2 separate regions of the Homo sapiens genome follow, and region 2 is linked to region 1. Evidence: chromatin loops called from intact Hi-C (ENCODE). Cell type or tissue: HepG2. All regions are shown on one strand. Each heading gives the region's core, and the rest is flanking DNA. Links, peaks and the distances in the headings are about the cores only. Region 1 holds the start of CST9 (cystatin 9). Region 2 has its middle 16 kb from the start of CST8.

Region 1 (5,372 bases), core at 78-5,077:
GATCTCCAAGAGTTTTCAGGGTAACTTCAGCCCTGGGACAGAGGGAGCCTCATCTACAGTGTGTTGTCAAACCTTCCAAGTGACCTCCAGCAAGAAGAATGACACACAGCGCTCCCACTACACACAGGCACACACCCTGGGAAAATGGGTTCAAGAAATACCATCTGCCCTATTGCAAAGTGCATGCTGAAGTTCTCCTTGCCCTCCTTCCCACTCCATTCTATTTAATTCCACTCCATAGCCTCCCTCTCACCCATCTATTCTTCCCAGCCCCCAAACTGATGCTGGGATTGCCATATCCAGGAAGCCATGTGGAAAGCTTTTAGGACTTACTGTCATTTAGGACTTATAGACCATAGTAAGGAGCTTAGATTTTATTCTAACGGTATTAAGAATGGAGGCTTACACTGAGGTCTTGGAGAATCAAGCAAAGCACTGGGAAAGCAGAAGCATGAGGCCTGGCCAATCTCAATCTCTGAGACTTCCAAGGTTCCAGCATGAATATTAGCAGCCACCATTACTGGACCAGATGCCCCTCTGAGGGTTGCATCAGGCTTTTAATTCTCCTGAGAGGAGGCAGCAAATGAGCAAGGAGGAAAATTCCTCTGTACCAGCATTGGAATCCTGAGGATGGCAGTGAGGAATCCACCCCAGGAGGCAGAGAACCAGCCAGAGCCTTGCACAGAGTCTTTCCAGAGCTTAAGCTCTGTGCGGTACTAGAGTCCCTCTGCCTTTCTTTCAGGCTCTTGGTGCTGAGAAAGGAAGAGCAATGCTCCTTCTCTCTCTAAACCAGAAGTTCTCCACTAGGAGGGCATTTTAATTGTTCATGCCTGAAGCCCAGATGAACTGTGCATTCCTGACCACATTTAATGATTTCATCAAAAAGGCAAGCATTTTAGGATAAAGGTCCATTGAGGAAGAGTGTAAATTGGCCTTCAGTTCATTAAGTGCAGACAGAGCAAGGAGCCCAGAGAAGGTGGAGATCAGAGAACTAACCTTTCACGGTGGCCTCTCAGGGCTGATGGTGTTCTTTATTGCCCTCGAATTCTCACTGTTCTCTCTCTGTCTGCCTGTCTCTCTCTCTCTCTGTCTCTCTCTCTCTGTCTGTCTGTCTCTCTCTGTCTCTCTCTCTCTCTCCCTCTGTGTGTCCTTGCTTTTCCATTTTCATTTTATGACCTGGAAATGTTTATCAGTCTCTTTGGTTATTTTCTCTTCTTGTCAGCTTCATCTCCTTAGAAGTCCTTATTTTGAAGTCACTCTTCAGTTATACAATGTCTTAAAAATCATGAAGATTGAAAAATATATTTTGCATGTGAATAGACATTTACCTAATTTAAAAAAAATTTTAAGTTCAATGTTTTCCAAAACTAAAACTACCGTAATTGGTTGTGGACTACCTGACTATGGACTGCTGATGGTGAACCAAGTCTCCTAGACTAGACATCTTGGTCCCTCACTTAGGGGCAGATGGAGAAGGACAGGCCAGAAGAGGATGTGGTCACCAACCTTTCTGTCCATGCTATCCTCCCTCCATGAACTCAGGACGCGCAACAGCCTGTAGGCATGCTCCTCCTTGCTCTGCACGTTGAAAGTGTTCAAGGCAAACTCCACTGTGGCGAGGAACATAGGATCCTGGACTATTTTATTATTACCACCCATTTCCTCTTCAGAACACCAGGCATAAGTCACCAGGAGCTGGAAGCCCATGAGAAGCAGTGACAGTGCCCAGGGCATAGCCTTCCTCCTCTGCGGACTCGACATGATGCAGGCTCCAGCAGCCCTTGCCTTTGCCCTTCAGATCCCTGGCGTCCACTGGAGCCTTCCAGGGCTCAGGTCTGGCCTTTAAATTCACCTGCTGGGGCAGAAACTCCTCCCTCCAGGCCTCACCTCTGCAGTTACACCCTGTCTCTCCCACACATGGCCTCCCTTCTTCCAAAGGCGTTTAAATCATCTCCTGTTTAGGGGAGAGGAACAGCACCCAGGCAGGTGGGTTGGAAAAGACTAGCAATGGGAGAGATAGTGCCCTGAACATGAGGCCCAGCCCCAGCTGCCCCAGCACCTCCGCAGGCTAAAGGAGACCTCTACTGGGCGCCCCAGAGTCAGAGCCCGGCACAGGAACACAAGTGTGAGAGGTATGAGTGGAAGGTGAGCCCTGGACTCAGCAGTGGGGGTGGGCTGGGAGGGGGAGGTTAGGTGGAAAGGCAGAGACAAAAGGATGGAAAGGGATGACAGTGGATGCTAGTATCATGGGTGAGCAGGTACAGCGCCCCGAGAAAGCACTGGGCCTCTTGAGAGAGAGGCGGGGAGCCCGGGAGGATTGGCGGGATGTCCTGCAGGTGTCTGCTCCCCCGAGGGTCTCGGGAGGGGGGCACCAGCCTGGGGGTCGTGGGCAGAGGTTGAGGAAATCAAGAGCAGGAGCCCCCAACCCTGTTCTCTGCACCTCCCTAAATGCAGCTTCCCAGCCCAGGGACGCGCTGCCAAGTGCTGGTACTAGGGGCCTGGCTAGTTATGGCTGCCCCTATTCCTCAAAGGTGTTTCCAGGACGGGTGGCCGCTTGCAATTGGAGCAGTGGAGAACCAGAAAGACGAAGATGCCCTCAGGGATGGCTGAAGTGCACCCATTAGGTTGTCACGGGTTCCCTCCTGTGGCCACAGCCGGCACAGCACTCTGCGGCACAGTTTGTGGGTGGAGATTCTGAGTTCTCGACCAAGACCCACATAGCCTCCAACTCCAACCGCAAATGGGGCTCTCAAAAGACTGAATAATGCACTCTTCACAGACCAGACTTAAGCTTTGTCCCTGTGAAATATGCCTTTGATGTTTATCCGTAGCTCCTTGTAAACTTCAGAAGCAACCAGCATCCCCTGATGTCACGTTAAAAAGCAAGTTCCTAGTTTCCCCACCCAAAGATTCTGACCCAGTAGCTGTGAGCAGGGCCAGGGAAACTACATTTCTCACCAGCTTCCAGAGGATGGTTGTGTTCCCGGTCTCAGAACCATACTTTGAGTGGTGCAGGTTCAGAATACTTCCTGGGAAGTGCATACAGACCAAACCACATATGAGAAGTAACTCAGCTTGAGGGGCATGGAGGTCAGGGGATGAGAATGGCTTTTGTGGGGCACACAGGATGGGGGACAGGCTTAGACAGCATGCCTGGTGATAAAGAATAAGAGTTTGTTTCTAGACCCTGTTTGCAAAGAAAAAGCAACTCAATGTGACAATTCCAGGAAAGCAGCCAGATGTGCCAAAAACATCACCCAAGGAGTCTGTATCCTTTCTCTGATGGCGTTGAGTTCACTGGAACTGCAGCTGAAGCGTAACTAATGTGGTTTCTTAGCTGGAGAGTGATGGTGCACGTAGGGGTAGGAAGGGGGTGTCAGTGAGGGCGGAAATGCCTTTGTGGGTTTTGGGATGAGCAGGCCATAAGGTGCTGTGAGAACTAGAATCCTGATGCCTGGAATAGGTTGCGAGTGTCCTGAGAGAGGCCTGCAATGCCCATGGAGGTCACTCTCACCTTGTAAGTTCAGCGGCTGACAAACTTGGGGCATCCTGCCAATTGCCAGTGGCTCCCCCACCATTCTGAGGGCCGATACCCACATGTGCTCCAAGGGAGTGCCCACACTCACTCTTACATGAGCAGTGGTTTAGGGTCCTGGGCACCAGCTCTGTCCTCACTGTGCAGCCAAGGAGGGGACAGGGATCCCCACACCCAGATGTGAGACCACGGGTGTACAGACACCATGGACCCTTACAAGTGTGTCTATTTTCTTGTTGAATCCCCAGTGGCCTGGGATGGCCTCACTTCCCAGGTGGAGAGAGACGGGAATATCAAGACATAGCCAGGTAAAGAGAAATACATGTGGGCTCCAGGCTGAGGAGCCCCGAAGACGTGGGTCAACATGTTGCCGAGGCCAGAGTGAAACCGGACGGCCCGGAGGGGCTGGCTGGCCAGCCCACAGGCACAGCTCACAGCTCTCTGCAGGGCTATCCCCAGGTCTCAGGTCTGGGAGGCTTTCTCTCCTGAGTCCCCTTGCAAGAGTTCTGTCTCACTCAGCTTCTTCCTGGGCACTCGTTGGCCTGTCTGTCTCTGGGGCCACCGGGACTTGTCTGGTGCTCTCTTTGTGTTGCTGGCACTGGCACCGAACACCCATGTGGTCTCATAGGAAGGTCCCAGTAACTCCTCACTGAAATGGACCTGCTTTTCCAGAAACGAGGCCCTGTATTTCTGAACGCATTCCTTTGAATGATTAGAGAATGCTGGCAACGACCAGGACCAAGCCACTGGCCCTTTTCTGTGAAGCTGAACATGAGGCGGTGGACGAGGGGAAGCCCAGTGACTCTTCGGGACACAGGACGCTCTCCCCAGCTCCCGCAGACCCTCCAGCTGAGTGCTCTCCCCGGGGTCGGACTCATGTCCCTCACTGCCCGGCCTACTCAGCCACATGCTCTAAAGGTCCCGTGCGACCTTGCTCACTGCCTGTTTCAAGCTGGGCCAGGCTCAGCGGGGCCTGCCAGTTTCAGGATCGCCTGCTGGGCTTTGGGATCACTTCCTCGGGACCCTCCCCATTCCCCCTGCTTGGCATTTCCCTAGGAGACTCCCCAGACAAGCCAGCATTCCCAGGGGTTTCCGTGTGCTGGAAAACAAGGTGGTGTCCAGGAGATCAAAGGAAGACAGCAGGGGCAGGGAGAAGCCCGGACTCAGAGCAGAGTGAGTGATCCAGTGATTGCTGTCATAGCAATCATCAAAGGGGCAGCTCGGGGCAGGGGGGTGAGCGGGGCTGGGTGGGGGTGCTGCCAGGGAATTCCAGAGCCCCCTCCACTCCTCCCTCCCCTCCTCCAGGTTTTCCACCTGGGGGGTTCTTCTTAGCTCAGTCTTCAGCTGACTTTGAGTTTTTATAATTTAAGGAATTAATCTCATATAGACTTATGGCAAATTTAAACTGAGAAAGAGGAATAATGATTGAATTAAAAAATGACAAAAGGAGAAATAAAAATACAAACATTACCGGTAAATATAGAGGCCTAAATCAGGGGTCATTCGTACCACATGCAAATCGGAAGGCCCATGGGCTGTTTCTTCTCCTTCCTGTGGGTCCAGCAGGTCCCTCACCCTGGCTAAGTCGGGGGTGCTGCCCTGGGCCCAGGAGCTTTGCTCTGAAGAGGAAGTGCTGCCCCAGTCACCCTCAGCAGCCCTCCTGTTTGCTGGCCTTTGCCGAACACACCTGCCTTCGCTCCTCAGTGGGCGTTTCCTCAGCTTCTGCTGTGCTCCCGACGGAAGCCTCTCCCATCCAACGCAGCCCATTGTTTTCTTTCATAAGTACTTTAGTTTTTAAAAAACTGTAAGTTAATTTAAATTTAAAACAGTACAAAAA
Region 2 (5,372 bases), core at 242-5,241, 99 kb before region 1:
AGGTCGCCAAAGAGGACCAGAGAAATTCTGGAGAATTTGGAAAGTAACAGGCTAAAGTAACTTTATTTATAGATATAAATGTTTACCTTGAAAATGTAAAATTGAAATTCTTTACTATTTAATGCATATATAGAAAATATATGATAAAAATAACATTTATAATACTACAACAACAACAAGCATAGAACACACCCAATGACAAGCTTTACAATGACTTCAAGGAGGGAAAACTGAACTTTTATTGATGGAACAAAAGATCTGGCAAAATGGAGAGACAGATAATATTCCTGACAGGAAGATTTAACATTAAATATGTCACAAGTACTAGTTTCCCCAAAGCTGGGGAGGTCAGGAGTTTGGGGTGCTCACCATGGCTGCTCATAGGAGGGCAAATGGAACCTGCAATCAGGAGGTATTCTGGAGCTGGAGGACTTCCCCGTGCTCAGACCACACATGGCTACTTTGAGAATTGCCCTGTGACTACCTTTTCTTGATTGGGGTTCCTTGAATTTTGAATTTGAAGCTCTTTTGCAATTGTTACAGGCAATCTCCATGTCTAAGATGACCGTAACGCACCCCTAGATAAATAGCTCTGGTAGATCCCACAGGCAAGAAGCATTCTTTTTTTTTTTTTTTTTTTTTTTGAGATGGAGTCTTGCTTTGTCACCCAGGCTGGAGTGCAGTGGTGCAATCTCAGCTCACTGCAACCTCCGCCTCCCAGGTTTAAGCGATTTTCCTGCCTCAGCCTCCCGAGTAGCTGGGACTACGGGTGCCCGCCACCATGGCCGGCTAACTTTTTGTATTTTTAGTAAAGACGGGGTTTCACTGTGTCAGCCAGGATGGTCTGGATCTCCTGACCTCATGATCTGCCCACCTCGGCCTCCCAAAGTGCTGGGGTTACAGGCGTGAGCCACCGCGCCCAGCCACAAGAAGCATTCTTGACTGAGTCTTCTAAATGGACAAAGATATATGGAACAACTGCTAATTTTAGAAAGTAGGAGAGGAAAAAAAAAAATCACACCCCAGCCAAGGGCTGCTTTTATCTTGCAAACCCAACCCACTATTGAAGAATGAGAAAGAGTGGGGTTGAGCATGGGGCCACACATGGTCTGATTTGCCCCGATTCTGGCTCATTCCCTGAGGAACGCCCTTACTGAGGTGGATCCAGTGGAAAATGAGATGTCCTCCATTAGACTTGCTGCACAGATGTGGGCCATGGATCAGCAGCATCAGTGGCACTGGGAGCTTGCTAGCAATGCTGAATCTCGTGCCCATCCTGGACGCACTGACTCGAAATCTGCATTTTAATGAGATCCCAGGTGGTTTGTGTGCACATTAAAGCTTGAGAAGAACTGCCCTCAAGTCTTAAAAATTTCTGCTGAATGTCAATGGTAAACCACCTAATTCTGTACATTAACATGCAGGACAATTGATATGTTAAGAATATTTAATACATTAAAGTATTTAAATCTCCTAGTTTTTTTTTTTTTTACAAAGATCCTGTATACCATTTTGCTCCTAAATAGCTTCCAAATGGTTTTTAGTTGTTGCTGTAAGTAGAAATTTTCCCCAGTTGCTGGTAGTTTGTACTGGAGAATGTTGTGAATCTGACTACATTATAACATTTTGCCACTTTTCTTACTTGCTGGAATAATTTAAGTGAAATACTCATTAAGTCCTTTGATGGCAAATCAAGGGGCTTAGGGCTCACTGGGAAACAAGACGGACACACCGGGAAACACAGCATGCCTATGCGAGGACACCAACACAGACATGGTGAGGGTGGGTGCTGTGGGGGTCCTAGACTCCTCCTTCAGGTGCAGGCTTGCCTGTAGGTGTGTGGACAGTGACCGAGGTCCACAGCTTCGCTTTCTTTTGGGACCTACCAGTTTTATAGAAAAGCATGGTTTGAAGAAGTCCCATTCCCCATTCCTGAAGCTTATGAGGATTCCATGGTTATAGGATTTTAGAACTTTCTATACCCCATGTTCTGAATTTCAAGACACCTCCTCCTTTTGTCTATGCATATTCTTCAGAAATCCCTGATATTCTGCACTAAAACAGCATCTTGGTATCACACAGATTTTTTTTTTCTGTAAGACAACACATAATAGTGTAGCAAAAAATAAAAAAATAAAAGATAATTTACAAATCCTACATGCTAAAGTTCTGACTACCTATCATATATAGCCAGGGAAATGGTCCCTTCATAACTCCTGAGTCTTACCTCTGGCTTTTCTTTCCTTTCTCTTTTAGTGCCATCAACACAGGGTCCCAAGAGTTCTCAGCCACATCAGCTCCAAGAAGAACTTGTTTCATTGAGGATTTAGGGGAACTGTCTCATTGGCGAAGAGAAGTTCTCCTCCCCCTGCCCCGATGTGACTCGTTAAGGTTTGGGGTGCCCTGGCTCTTGGAGCTTTCATCTATGGTCTAAACCTTGAACACCATAAACATTAGGTTGGCAGTTCTTGGAGCTTGGGTAACTGCATGCACATGCCTTGTTCACACATGTCCCAGTATTTTTACTTACTCTGTTGAGGGAGTTTATTCTTTCCTTTGAATACATTTCACTCCCACCTGTAATAAACTCCCAATTGGTCTTTCTACTTTTGTATCTTTAGGTGAATTAAAAATTTCATTTTTAGTAGATGTTTCATATTTGTGCTACATCCTTCTGAACTCCAGAATCATATGTAGGCATACGTGTATATGTGTGTAAATATATATTTAGAGTATATATATATATTTAATACATATCTATAATAAATTCTATATTCATTTCCACTCTGGTGTTAGGCTTCATTGTTCTCACTGACAGGCAGCTCTGGGTCCTGGGAGTCTGCCATTGTTGGACTCCATTAACAGGCTCCCTAGCCCTTCCACTGATGGCTGCATTTGGCTAATTTTGGGGAATGGGAGCATGCGGAAATATGAGCGCAGCTGGAGCCAGTGTTGGGATATTTCTTACTGGTTGCTGGAACCCACTTAACAGCAGCTGCATTCTTCCGCCAGGGGCCAGCGCTCCTGCTGGGCAGTCCCTCCCCGCCACCTACAGCAACCCCTAGTGCGTGTGGCAGGCAGAGCAATGCTTCCAGAGATGTGTACATCCTGAGCCCTGAAATCTGTGGATATATTATGCAAGCTGGTAAGGGGAAGTTCAGGTTGCAGAGGGAGTTAAGGGTGCTAATAGGCTGACCTTAAAATAGGAAGATTATCTGGATTATCCAGATAAGCCCAAATTCCTTAAAAGATGGTAGAATGGTAGGGGAGTCAGAGCTGAAGTGATTCAATATGAGAAGAACTCCACTCACTGCAGGCTTGAAAGACAGAAGGCCATGAGGCAAGGACTGTGGGCAGCCTCTAGGAGCCAGGAAAGGCAAGGAAATGGGTTCTTTCCTAGAGCGTCTGGAAGAATGCAGCACCCCCCCCCCCCACCCCCACACTGTCCAGAGCCCAGTGAGCCCGTCCTGACTCTGACTTTCAGAGCTGTAGGATCACAAACTTGTGCTGTCAGCTGCCAAGGCGGTGGTATTTGTTCAGCAGCCGTGGGAAACTAACACACTGGGCTTGGCCACCACTGCATCCTTCACCCGTGGGGTCTAGGGATGGTGCACGTGCCCCTTTCACTGACTGTGGGTCCTTTACCCTCCGTTGTTGGTTTTCCTTTGCAAATATCCCTCTGTTCCCTCTCCTCAGATACCCTGTGGAATTTGTCTCCAATTTCCTGGCAGGACTGGGGATGAGATGGGAAACTAAGGGGGGAAGGGTCAAAACGACCTCATCCGCCTCCAGCATCCTCTAGCTCAGTCAGTGCCCACTGTATAATTATTGTCACAAAACCACAGCCAGATAATTCTTTTTTTTTTGTCATAATCAAAGGGCCATAAAATAGATTTAAAGCAAAACTCACACTATCTCTGTCATTACTTGGTGCATTTTTCTCACCCTCAAAATTAGCTGTTTTTTTCTTCATAGACCAAAGAGAAGTAACAAAAATAAACTTGTGCCGAGTTCACAAGCTTCAGCTGGATGTACTGGGGCTGGGTCAACTCAATGCCATCAACCTCCCACAGGGTGAACGGGAGCCGCTCTTCAGGCCCACCTAAGCATCTGCTCTCTCCCATGGAGGGACTGGTGTCAGGCCTCCAGTAGGGGAGAGGTGACTTCAGCGTCTGGACAGCCTCCTGTGCGGACCTGGCAGCACTGCTGGTGGTGGTGATGGCTGACAGTGCCTTTGTGCTCCCACCCTGCCCAGAGCTGTTAGATGCTCTCCACACAAGGCCTTCTGCCCTCCTCTGCTCCTACACCCTGACCCCAATCACACAGGAAGCATCCCCATCCTGGGGTCAGTACCCCGTTTTCAGAAACTCCTCTCTCTCTCACACACACACATGCACGCACACACCATTGTCCCTCCTGAGCCAGGGCTGCTTCCCAGTGACTGGCAGCCTCCCACCTCCCTGGCTGCATCCTGGCAGGCTCAGCCCAAGCTGTGGGAAGACCAGGGCCTAAGGAAGCCATGCGGAAAAGAGGACAGAGGGAATGAACAGGGCAATGGGTCATGATCAAAGGAGCCATGTGGTCTGAGTAACTGCCCACAGCTGTGGGGCCAGGCTTGGGTAGTGGGAGGCAAAGAGGCTGAAGAGTGCAGGGAAACACTCTCCCCTCAGTATTCTATCCATCTTTTCAGGCAGGCAGTGTCTGGCTACCTTGTGGTCAATCCTAGCTAACAGCTTTCTTTCTTAGCCATGTTTTAGCACAAGGAAGCGAGTTTCAACATCTTGGCTGGGCCATGGGAGCAGACTGGCCAGTGGGAAGTGAGGTCAGAGCAGAGGCTGGCTCTGCAGTAACCTCACAGACCCTGCATCTGAGTTCCAGGTCGCTGACCCGGAAGAGGGCAGAGGTGCAGCCACAGGCCAGCTCGGAAGGCAGCTCCAGTTTCAGCTCTGCCATATTCTGGCTTTAAGACTTCGCCATGCAGCTCAGCCCTCAGTGGCTCACCTGCAGCTTGGGAGGAAAGCCTGCCTCCCACTTCAGACAGGGCTGCTGGCCTCCCAGGAGTGGGCAGCGTGGGCAGGCAGAGCAGCTTCAGTGGACTTGGAATGGGAGGGCAGTGGCCTTTCTCCGTCTAGGCCATGGATGTATTTGGACACTTTTGTGAGTCACTGATGGGGTCAAGCCAGGGGCCTGGGACAGATGGAAGAGCAGCAAGGTACCCATCCTTGCCTCCGCTGCCTCCTCCCACGGGCTGGCTGCAGACTTCCTTTCACCAGAGTTGAGAAATGTTACTTCTCAGGTCCGTTTAGTTCCTGAGCTGACACAGAGTTTGATTGTTGCAACTTCAAAGTAGTCCAGGGACAAAGAAAGACTGC

The links. Hi-C counts contacts between places; a loop is a spot of excess contacts. Peaks named below come from ENCODE experiments on the same cell type or tissue, not always from the same donor. Only the 100,000 strongest peaks of a DNase experiment are listed, where the experiment ranks them.
Region 2: a loop joins it to region 1, with 9 times the contacts of the local background. A loop is called at or near these places in 2 of 110 quality-filtered maps.

Annotation. Positions count from the first base shown.
Region 1 is chr20:23,604,104-23,609,475 of GRCh38, forward strand. CST9 (cystatin 9) reads right to left here and starts at 1,814. Exons shown (of 2, transcript NM_001008693.3): 1 at 1,507-1,814. The coding sequence starts at 1,761. In HepG2, for the core only: CTCF peaks have their summits at 2,072 and 2,638 (motif pointing left); DNase peaks (open chromatin) are centred at 2,628, 4,474 and 4,680; H3K27me3 peaks cover 641 bases.
Region 2 is chr20:23,504,519-23,509,890 of GRCh38, forward strand. It overlaps a transcript of CST8 not described here. Among named protein-coding and RNA genes, the nearest start is that of CST8, 16 kb to the left of the region's middle. In HepG2, for the core only: a CTCF peak has its summit at 3,045 (motif pointing right); a DNase peak (open chromatin) is centred at 3,113; H3K27me3 peaks cover 339 bases.